2 separate regions of the Homo sapiens genome follow, and region 1 is linked to region 2. A link is a contact called in ENCODE Hi-C or POLR2A ChIA-PET data. All regions are on one chromosome and are shown on one strand. The core of a region is the stretch at or near the end of the contact, and the rest is flanking DNA. Distances in the headings are between cores, read along the strand shown. Region 1 overlaps LOC105373893 (a long non-coding RNA gene). Region 2 overlaps LOC105373893 (a long non-coding RNA gene).

The links. A loop is a pair of places that touch in the nucleus more often than their neighbours do. ChIA-PET counts read pairs that join two places held with the same protein, here RNA polymerase II (POLR2A). Pooled maps may share reads with other maps.
Region 1: a map of mammary epithelial cell shows a loop between it and region 2 (6-fold over the local background). The contact joins two enhancer-like sites. A Hi-C loop is called at or near these places in 6 of 168 maps with a recorded cell type or tissue (Calu3, IMR-90, PC-3 and 3 more) and 2 of 50 pooled maps. POLR2A ChIA-PET finds 5 or more read pairs at or near these places in 5 of 52 experiments (A549, AG04450, MCF 10A and 2 more).

What each region holds. Positions count from the first base shown.
Region 1 is chr2:220,277,772-220,282,380 of GRCh38, reverse strand. The region is part of intron 2 of LOC105373893 (a long non-coding RNA gene); the gene reads right to left. Among named protein-coding and RNA genes, the nearest start is that of MIR4268, 370 kb to the right of the region's middle. Within about 2 kb of position 2,925, at least 4 of the 41 ENCODE cell types and tissues checked have a DNase peak (open chromatin) inside an H3K27ac peak, as active enhancers do; they include PC-3 and mammary epithelial cell, where a contact is called at or near this core.
Region 2 is chr2:220,222,480-220,226,878 of GRCh38, reverse strand. The region is part of intron 2 of LOC105373893 (a long non-coding RNA gene); the gene reads right to left. Among named protein-coding and RNA genes, the nearest start is that of MIR4268, 320 kb to the right of the region's middle. Within about 2 kb of position 1,803, at least 3 of the 41 ENCODE cell types and tissues checked have a DNase peak (open chromatin) inside an H3K27ac peak, as active enhancers do; they include PC-3 and mammary epithelial cell, where a contact is called at or near this core.

The DNA of each region.
Region 1 (4,609 bases), core at 1,676-4,175, 54 kb before region 2:
CAGAGCCTCCGTGCGTTTACTGACAAACCTGAGAGGCATCCCTGGGAGTCTTTCAGCCTTCTGTGCTGTGTCATTTTACCTGCATCAGGAGAAATTTCAAGGCAATGTAAATAATGTATATCTTTTCTTTAAAAATCAGTGTAAATATTTCATAGACTGTACAGTAAATAATAAATACATTTGGAAAAAAACAATATAAATATTTGATAGTTTGCAGAGCAACTTGTTAAGCCTGGAATTACATTTGAATGTTCAAAAAAATCCAGTAAATCCTGAATTACATACAAATGGTTCAAAAGTGACCCAAACACAGTCATGGATGCAGTTTTAAAAATTGCTGTTTCCCTCTTCACCAGGGGAGTGTTAAATCAAGATGTCACCGTCTGTCACTGCCAGCTTGTGAATCATCTGAAATTTTGGTAACTCCCAAGTGCCTATGCCTTCTGATAATACTTGGCTTGCATCTTAAAATAATAAAAACATCCTCTACCTATGAGAGAAATTCAGGAATACCATGCTATGCAACTGCTGCTTTTAATGCAAAGAAGTTCCAATCCTGCAATGGTTGCTCCATAGAAAGATTGAATAATAAACATCAAATGCCTCTTGCAAACCAAGCAGGTAAAATTTTTCAGACCCATCATCGGTGGGTCGAATTTGGAGGAGGAAGCTTCAAACAGTTAAATTTTTTTTTTCATGTTATCAGGGACTGGTTTTATATTCATAAAATAAGGAATCCCTTCTGCCACTGGCTCCTGGTCCTTGATCTGTTCCATCTTCACATTTCTGTGCTCTTCTATAATGATATGGAACTCCACACAAGTTCATCTGTGTCCTCTTCCGTTCTATTAATTCCTGCCATGTATGCCCTTGAGACTCAGTCCCAGGAGGCCTCCCTTGGGAGATCATTCTCACTGAAACTTGCATGTGCCTCTATTGTAGCATGTGTCCTAGAGAATTCAAAGGGGAGTTTGCATTATTCACTACCATATCCTGGAACCCAGAAGAGTGTCTGGCACATAGTCAACTCCATAAATATTTGTTGAACAAATGAATGAAGGGATGCATGCATCTCTGTCTTACCTAGTGACAAAGGACAGTTTTTTTTATTTGTTTTTGTTTTTTGTTTTTTGAGACAGTCTCTCTCACTCTTTCGCCCAGGCTAGAGGGCAGTGGTGTGGTCTCGGCTCACTGCAAACTCTGCCTCCCAGGTTCAAGCAATTCTCCCGCCTCAGCCTCCTGAGTAATTGGAATTACAGGCATACATCACCACTCCCAGCTAAGTTTTTGTATTTTTAGTAAAGACAGGGTTTCACCATGTTGGCCTGGCTGGTCTCAAACTCCTGACCTCAGATGACCCACCCTCCTTGGCCTCCCAAAGTGCTGAGATTACAGGTGTGAGCCACCGCGCCCAGCCCAAGCACAGTATTTTTATACGTCATGTTCTCAGAGCCTGTTCCAGCACCTCACAGAGTAGGTGTCCAATAAAGATATCTTGAGTAGATAAACAGACCTAACCATGTAATGTGTCAGTGCGTTGTGATGGCAGATGCAGTGTGCAAAACAGAAAGGAAGAGGGAGAGAAGAAATAGGGATGTGCCAAACTCCAGCTTCACTCTTCCTATTGAAATATACATATCCCTGGGGAAGATTAATAGGCACATGCCTTAACAAAGGGTTATGAGGAGCAGGAAGGGTACATTTTATTTTCAAAACTAAATCTTTCTGGTTATACCCATATAGTATTTATATAGTAGATACTTCTAAGAAGCTCAAAGCACAGCCGTGTTTGGCACATTGGATTATGCATCAAACCACTCCTGTGTGGTTAGCTGATGGAGGTCATTTATTCATCTCATTTTCCCCTTGAAGGAAGCAAAGGCAAATTAAAGGAAAAGTTCTAAAGACTTGTCCAGAGGCGCTCAAACATGCAACAGTGGATCCAGAGTCCTTGCCACAGACCTTTGGAGCACATTTCCCCAAAAGGTTAGGTGCGTAAGTCTGGTATTAAGAAGCTCCAGCTGTCTATTATCTACTAATCAACAAAAGTTCATAGAGTCTTAGCTCTTTGGACAGTGTGGAATAAGCTGATAGATCCGTGCACTGTATGTAGGTGTTCCAACATATCCTATTGTTTGTAGGTAAAGAAAATTTTCAGTTAGGTTCAGTAAGGAGTGGTGTCAGGGAGTCACTCAGGTTTATAGTTCTTAAGTGTTTTAGCTATTTGTAATAAAATGCATCCTAGGACACTGACAGGGAGAGGCATCCAGAGAAAAATAAGATATGGTTTCTGACCTCATGGAGCAAAGAATCTAGTTGACTCATAGGATAATAGGCTAATACAATAATCTAGTTAAAGAATCTAGCTGACAAGACAAGTACTCAGGAAATGCTTAAATTTTAATGTGTAGCATTAGATGGCAGGTTTAATTAAATGAAATAAATAATGCATCATTTAGGGTTATGTTTGTTGCATGAAACAGTGACTGAAGTAGAAAAGAAACTTAGTGTAAGCACATGGAGTATCATGGGATAGAAAAGAAGGCTGAAGAGGCATGAAGCCTCAAAATGAATTAACAGTTCTTCGTGTCTTCCAAGATTCTACTCAAGATTCAAAGTCTCAGTAGAAAGAGTCCAGTGGGCTGGTCCCTTTGACCATACTGGGGCAATAATAGGAAGGATCTAATGGAAAAGAACTGTATGGATTTCTCAGCCTCTCACGTAGGAGGGCAGAGCCTCTGGGTTTATCATTTCTCTGCAACTCCACCCACTGAGTAATTCCCCCAAAGGCACTGAGGTGCTATCAGGAGGGAGGAATGCAAGAAGGGAGGCCAAAAGACGGCAAATGTTCTTTACCATGAAAGAAATTCAGCAAAGGGAGAAATCTCTGGACATGAATCAGAGAAGAATCATGGAGGAGGTGGGACTTGAGGTTGGTAGATGTGTTCCCAACACTTAATTAGATGGAGCAAGAAGAAAACTCATGACTAATACAGGAAGAGGTGAGGTTGGGACAGCAGATAATGCTGTCAAATAATAAAGTTCACTGGACTTAAATAATAATAATAAATACTTTTTTTTTTTTTTTTGAGACAGAGTCTCGCTCTGTCACCCAGGCTGGAGTGCAGTGGCTCAATCTCGGCTCACCACAAGCTCTGCCTCCCGGGTTCCCACCATTCTCCTGCCTCAGCCTCCCGAGTAGCTGGGACTACAGGCGCACGCCACCACACCTGGCTATTTTTTTTGTATTTTTAGTAGAGATGGGGTTTCACCGTGTTAGCCAGGATGGTCTCAATCTCCTGACCTCATGATCCACCCACCTCGGCCTCCCAAAGTGCTGGGATTACAGGCGTGAGCCACCGCTCCCAGCAATAATAAATACTTTGTGTGTGTGTCTGTGTGTGTGTGTGTCTGTGTGTGTGTGTCTGTGACAGAGTCTCGCTCTGTTGCCCAGGCTGGAATGCAGTGGCGCGATCTCAGCTCACGCAAGCTCCGCCTCCTGAGTTCAAGCAATTCTCCTGCCTCAGCCTCCCGAGTAGCTGGGATTATAGGCACGCATCACCATGCCCAGCTAATTTTTTGTGTTTCTTTAGTAGAGACGGGTTTTCACCATGCTGGCCAGGCTGGTCTCAAACTCCTGACCTCAAGTGATCTGCCCACCTCAGCCTCCCAAAGTGCTGGGATTATAGGCATGAGCCACTGAGCCTGGCCAATAAATACATTTTTAAAAAAAGAATGTACAAGTTTATTTGGTTGCCAGGCAAGAGAATATATTCCAATGAAGAAATGTACTGAACTAGGTTAAAGGTAAAAGTTGGGAATTTTAAGGTTGACTATTCTATATCCAAAATGCTTGCAATCAGAAGTGTTTCAGATTTTGGATCCTTTTAGATTTTGGAATATTTGCATTAGACTTGCTGATTGAGCAACCTAAATCCAAAAATCTAAAATCCTAAATGTTCCAATGAGCATATCCCTTGAGCATGATGTTAGTGCTCAAAACATTTTGGATTTTTGAGCATTTTAGTTTTTCATTTTTACATTTGGGATATTCAACCTGTATTCACAAATGAGTTGATAGTGGTTATGTCAAACTTGCTCTCTGCACAGTGTGGAACGAGCCAATAGAGCTGTGCAGTGTCCATGAGTGTTCCAACACGTCCTATTGTGTGTAGGTAAAGAAAGTTTTCAGTAAGGACTGATGTAAGGGAGTCACTCACATTCAAAGTTCTTTAGTTGTTTTAGCCAGTTGTAATAAAACACAGCATTCCATTTTGATATCTCTTGGGTAGGAGGAAAACTTTTAGAGTGCTTGGCTACAGTTTTAATCACATATAAGAATAATAATGTTTATATATGCATAACAAATAAACTTTAAACTTTAATGTTTACAAATTCTTTCACAAATGTTAACACAACTGGGCCTCACCAAACTTCTATGCCATATCTATGACCTCCGTTTCTGTTTTCATTTTACAGAAAAGAGCCAAGTTCAGAGAGGTAAATGATTTGCCCAAGATAGCAACCAGGGTCAGCCAACTAACTATGTATTTCTTTTTCCAAGTCATGCTTCACAAGGAGGCGGCAAAATATTACACCACATATGAAT
Region 2 (4,399 bases), core at 554-3,053:
GAGGTCTCCTTGAAAGTATGGCAAAGACAGTTCATGGTTCACAAAATATTTATGTTCCTCTTCATATATTGCACATTGTTACTAGAAAGTGCCAACCGGACATGACATTTCCCAGATCCCCTTGCAGTCTGGTGTGGTCATGTGACTGAGTTCTGGCCAATAAAATATAGACAAGAGTGATAAGTGCTGCTGTTAAGAAACCTTCCATGCAGCTCATGTTCCTTTCCCCATTCAGCTGACTGGGAGATAATCCCCAGGTGATCTGGCAAACCTCTCTTAACCTGAATTCCCTGAATTATTTAATGGAAGATAGCCATCCCATGTATTAATACATATTTTCCCTCCCAATGTGGTTAAAGAGCAAGAAATGCACATTTGGGTCTTTGTTTTTTAACTGTAGTTATACTACCCTAAATACTAGTTAATCCAGAGGAATCATTTCCTAACCAGAGAAACTGAATTAGGGGCAGATTTTCAAAGGTCAAAGAAACTTCCCATTTCCCTGCAAAATACCTAGTTCAAAAGTTACCTAAGAATAGAAGCATTTTAATAGCCCTCCAGGAAAGGTTTGTCATCAGTCAGAGACAGAAACACTTGTACATGGATGCCCACATGAGTGAGCCAGAGGCTCTGCGTTCTGGATTTCTTCCCACCCAAAGACATTCTTTCACCTAGTTCCTCGCTGTTCACACTACCAGTCATTTCTGAGCCTCAGATAATTTCAACAAGATTTCCCAGCATTTCCATTTAGAAATTCACTTATCAATAAAAATCTCTTGTCATAATCTTATCATTTGTTCATTCTTTTGTTCATTCATTCAAATAGTTATTAAGGACCCCAAATACTAAGCATTGAGCTAGGTATTGACTGAACACAGACAGCTTACTGTTCATGGTCCCAGTAGGTGGAGGAATCATCATGAGAACAGATAAGAGTTGTAAAATAATAAAATAGATAACAGGACAATGATCATCATGGAAAATTTATCGAGCACATGTTATGCACCAGACTGTGCTCAGAACTTGATATTCCTTATTTTATTTAATCATCACAGCATTTCGATCTCTATTTTATAGATAAAGAAATCAACGCTTGGCGTGGTGGCTCATGCCTGTAATCCTAGCCCTTTAGGGGGCCGAGGCTGGTGGATCACGAGGTCAAGAGATCGAGACCATCCTGGCCAACGTGGTGAAACCCCATCTCTACTAAAAATACAAAAATTAGCTGGGCATGGTGGCATATGCCTGTAGTCCCAGCTACTCGGGAGGCTGAGGTGGAAGAATTGCTTGAACCAGGAGGTGGAGGTTGCAGTGAGCCGAGATCATTCCACTGCACTCCAGCCTGGCAACACAGTGAGACTCTGTCTCAGAAACAAAAAGAAAGAAAGAAATCAAGACTCAGCAACATTAAGCAACATGCAGAAACTGCACAGATAACTAACAAGAATGGAATTTAATCCAAGTTCTATCTGATTCCAAAGTCATTTACTAACTGTATGCCTTTGGGCAAATTGGTTAAGCACCATAAATCACCATTTCTAATCTGAAATGCCATCTAGGTCCCAAGGAAAGTAATTTCTACTAAGAGTTAGATTGCATGGCTGGGATGTTTACACTCTCACTGCCCACAGTATTCTTTATGTACACTATGTGTAAAAATCTAGCCTCTTGAATAATTTGCTTCTGAAATGGCAGTGGGAGGTTGGGGGAGCTTAAATAAATATTTACAGTGTTTATATCATGGGAGAATTTTCCAAATGGTGTGCCTTGAAATGCCACTTGCTATTACACAAACTGAAACCCTCCAGTCAAGGCATCTCTAGACTTCATCTTTACATCATGAGCTAGTGATGACAAGGTGATCACCAATTATCACATGACCCAGAGGGCTCCTGTTTCCTGAGCCCACATGGGCATGACTATGGCTCTGGAAGGACCAGAAGAGAACATCTCCTGAGAAAGTCCCTGAGCTGTGCGATTCACCCTATCAGGAGCCCAGTGGGTGGCTTTGTTGCCACGTGTGTACTTGATGGGGTCCCTGTGCCCCACGTGCTTATTCAGGCTCAGCTGCGGGCTGAGAGCCAAGCATCCACTGGAGAAGTGGGAAATACACATTTGGAAGAGACACAGAAACTGTGCTGAAAAAAAGGGCCAGAGAGAAAAGCTGCTGGGCAATCAGGGAAAAAAGCCAATCTGTCCCTGTGGTCTAAGGACAAAGGCACGTCTGGGACTTTGTCTCCCAGGCTGCAGCCAGGAGTGGAGAAGTCATTCAGCTCACAGAGATGAACTAAAGTGGTCCTCCTTACAGGAGCAGTTATAGGAGTATAACCAAAACAACAACAAAAGTATTTTTTTTAATAAACCTATGACATCACTGCTATCTAAGAAGAGTGTAGTATAGTTTAAAAAAAAAAACCTTCTATTCTTTTCCTTTTTAAATCTTTCTTTTCAGCTGAGCTGGGTTGTAAGGTTGTTAAGAGTGGGACTTCTGGAGTCAGGCACCTAAGTTCAAATCGTTACTACTTCCTAGCTATGAGATGTTGGGCAAGTTTTTAAACCTCCGTAAACCTCAATTTCCTTGACTGTAAATGAGAGTAATAATTATACCTCCCTCCCAGGGTTAGCAACAATTAAGCACCTGGAATTTAGTTAATGCTCAAGCAACTTCAGATATTTGTATGGCAGAATTGGGATAGAAACTGAAGACATGAATTGCTCTTAAGTAGTAGCTCTCAAAAGTTTTAGTCTCAGGATCAATTTATACTCTTAAAATTATTGAGGATCCCATAGAGTATTTGTTTATGTAGATTATATATGTCAATATTTACCATATTTGAATTTAAAACTGTAAAAACTTTTATGTATAAATATAAACAAGCTCATTTAAAGAAAGATAAGTCCATTATGTTTATAGGACATCTTTTTATGAAAAATAACTATACTTTCCAAAACTAAATAAATAATTCCAAAAATAATTTTACACTAGATTTTTACACATACTGTACAAAAAGAATACTGTGGGCAGTGAGAGTGTAAAATTTCCAAAAATTCCAAAAATAAATAAATCATTTATTAAGAAGAGTGGCATTGTTGTACATTTTTTTCAAACCTCTTTATTGTCTACCTTAATAGTATCTGCTGGATTCTTATATCTGCTTCTGCATGCGATCAGTTGTGATGTATCAATTTCATTAACATATATGAAGAAAATCCAGCCTCATCCAGATGTTTTGTGTGAAAAGGGAAAAGTACTTTACTAGCCTTTTCAATTAATTGTGGATGCAACACTGCAGACTGCATGCACAGTCTGTGATGCAACATCAAAACTCTGCAAGTGGTGGTTTCTTAATATCTAGTTACAATGAATAATCCAAAACTATACCAATAAATTTACATTTGGATCTTTCACTTATGCATGACTTTGTAACATCATGCATTGATCACTTGGGAAGTGTGTCAACATTCATTGGTTCAACGCTCATTAATTGATTAAGAAAATAACAGCTCTGTGCACCTCAAGTTATATTAAGTTAATCTAATCGAGATCAGCCCTTAAAAATACATCTTCACCACCTAACAAGTCAAAGATTTATGAGAATGTTCTTATATGTTCTGACCTGACATCTTCCTGAAGAGGACTGGTGACACATACCCAATATTTTGCTACTCAAAGTAGTAAGCAGCTTCTTAGGAATGAGAAAGTCTGGCCCTACCCCACACCTTCTGAAAAAGAATCTACATTTTGACAAGACCTTCAGAGGATTTGTTTGCATGCCAAAGTTTGAAAAGCAAGGCCCTATTTATATACTGGGGAGAGGTTGGAGAACCATCTTCTTGATGCATAATGCTACCTAAAGAATTTCTTGTGTAAATCTGAAGATTACTTTGCATATTTGGAGTCAGTTTGGGTCTATAGGTAGTAATTACACAGACACACACACACGCACACTGAAAGAAAGGCATTATCCCTGCTCTGCAGAATTTTTCAGTCTAGTGAAGGACTGATGTGTTTCAAAAAGCAACCACCATTCATTGTGATGGTGCAATACTGTTTGTGGTTTCAGGTGTGAGAAAAGGGTAGAAGGCCGGGCACGGTGGCTCATGCCTGTATTCCCAGCACTTTGGGAGGCCAAGGCAGGTGGATTACCAGAGGCCAACATGGTGAAACCCCGTCTGTACTAAAAATACAAAAATTAGCCAGGCTGGATTACAGGTGGATGCCTGTAATCCCAGCTACTCAGAAGGTTGGGACAGGAGAATTGCTTGAACCCAGGAGGCGCAGGTTGCAGTGAGCCGAGATCACCCCATTGCACTCCAGCCTGGGGAACAAAAGTGGAACTCTGGTCTCAAAAACAAAAGGGGTCGGGGGATATAAGAAATCTCCTGGGAACTCAGAAAC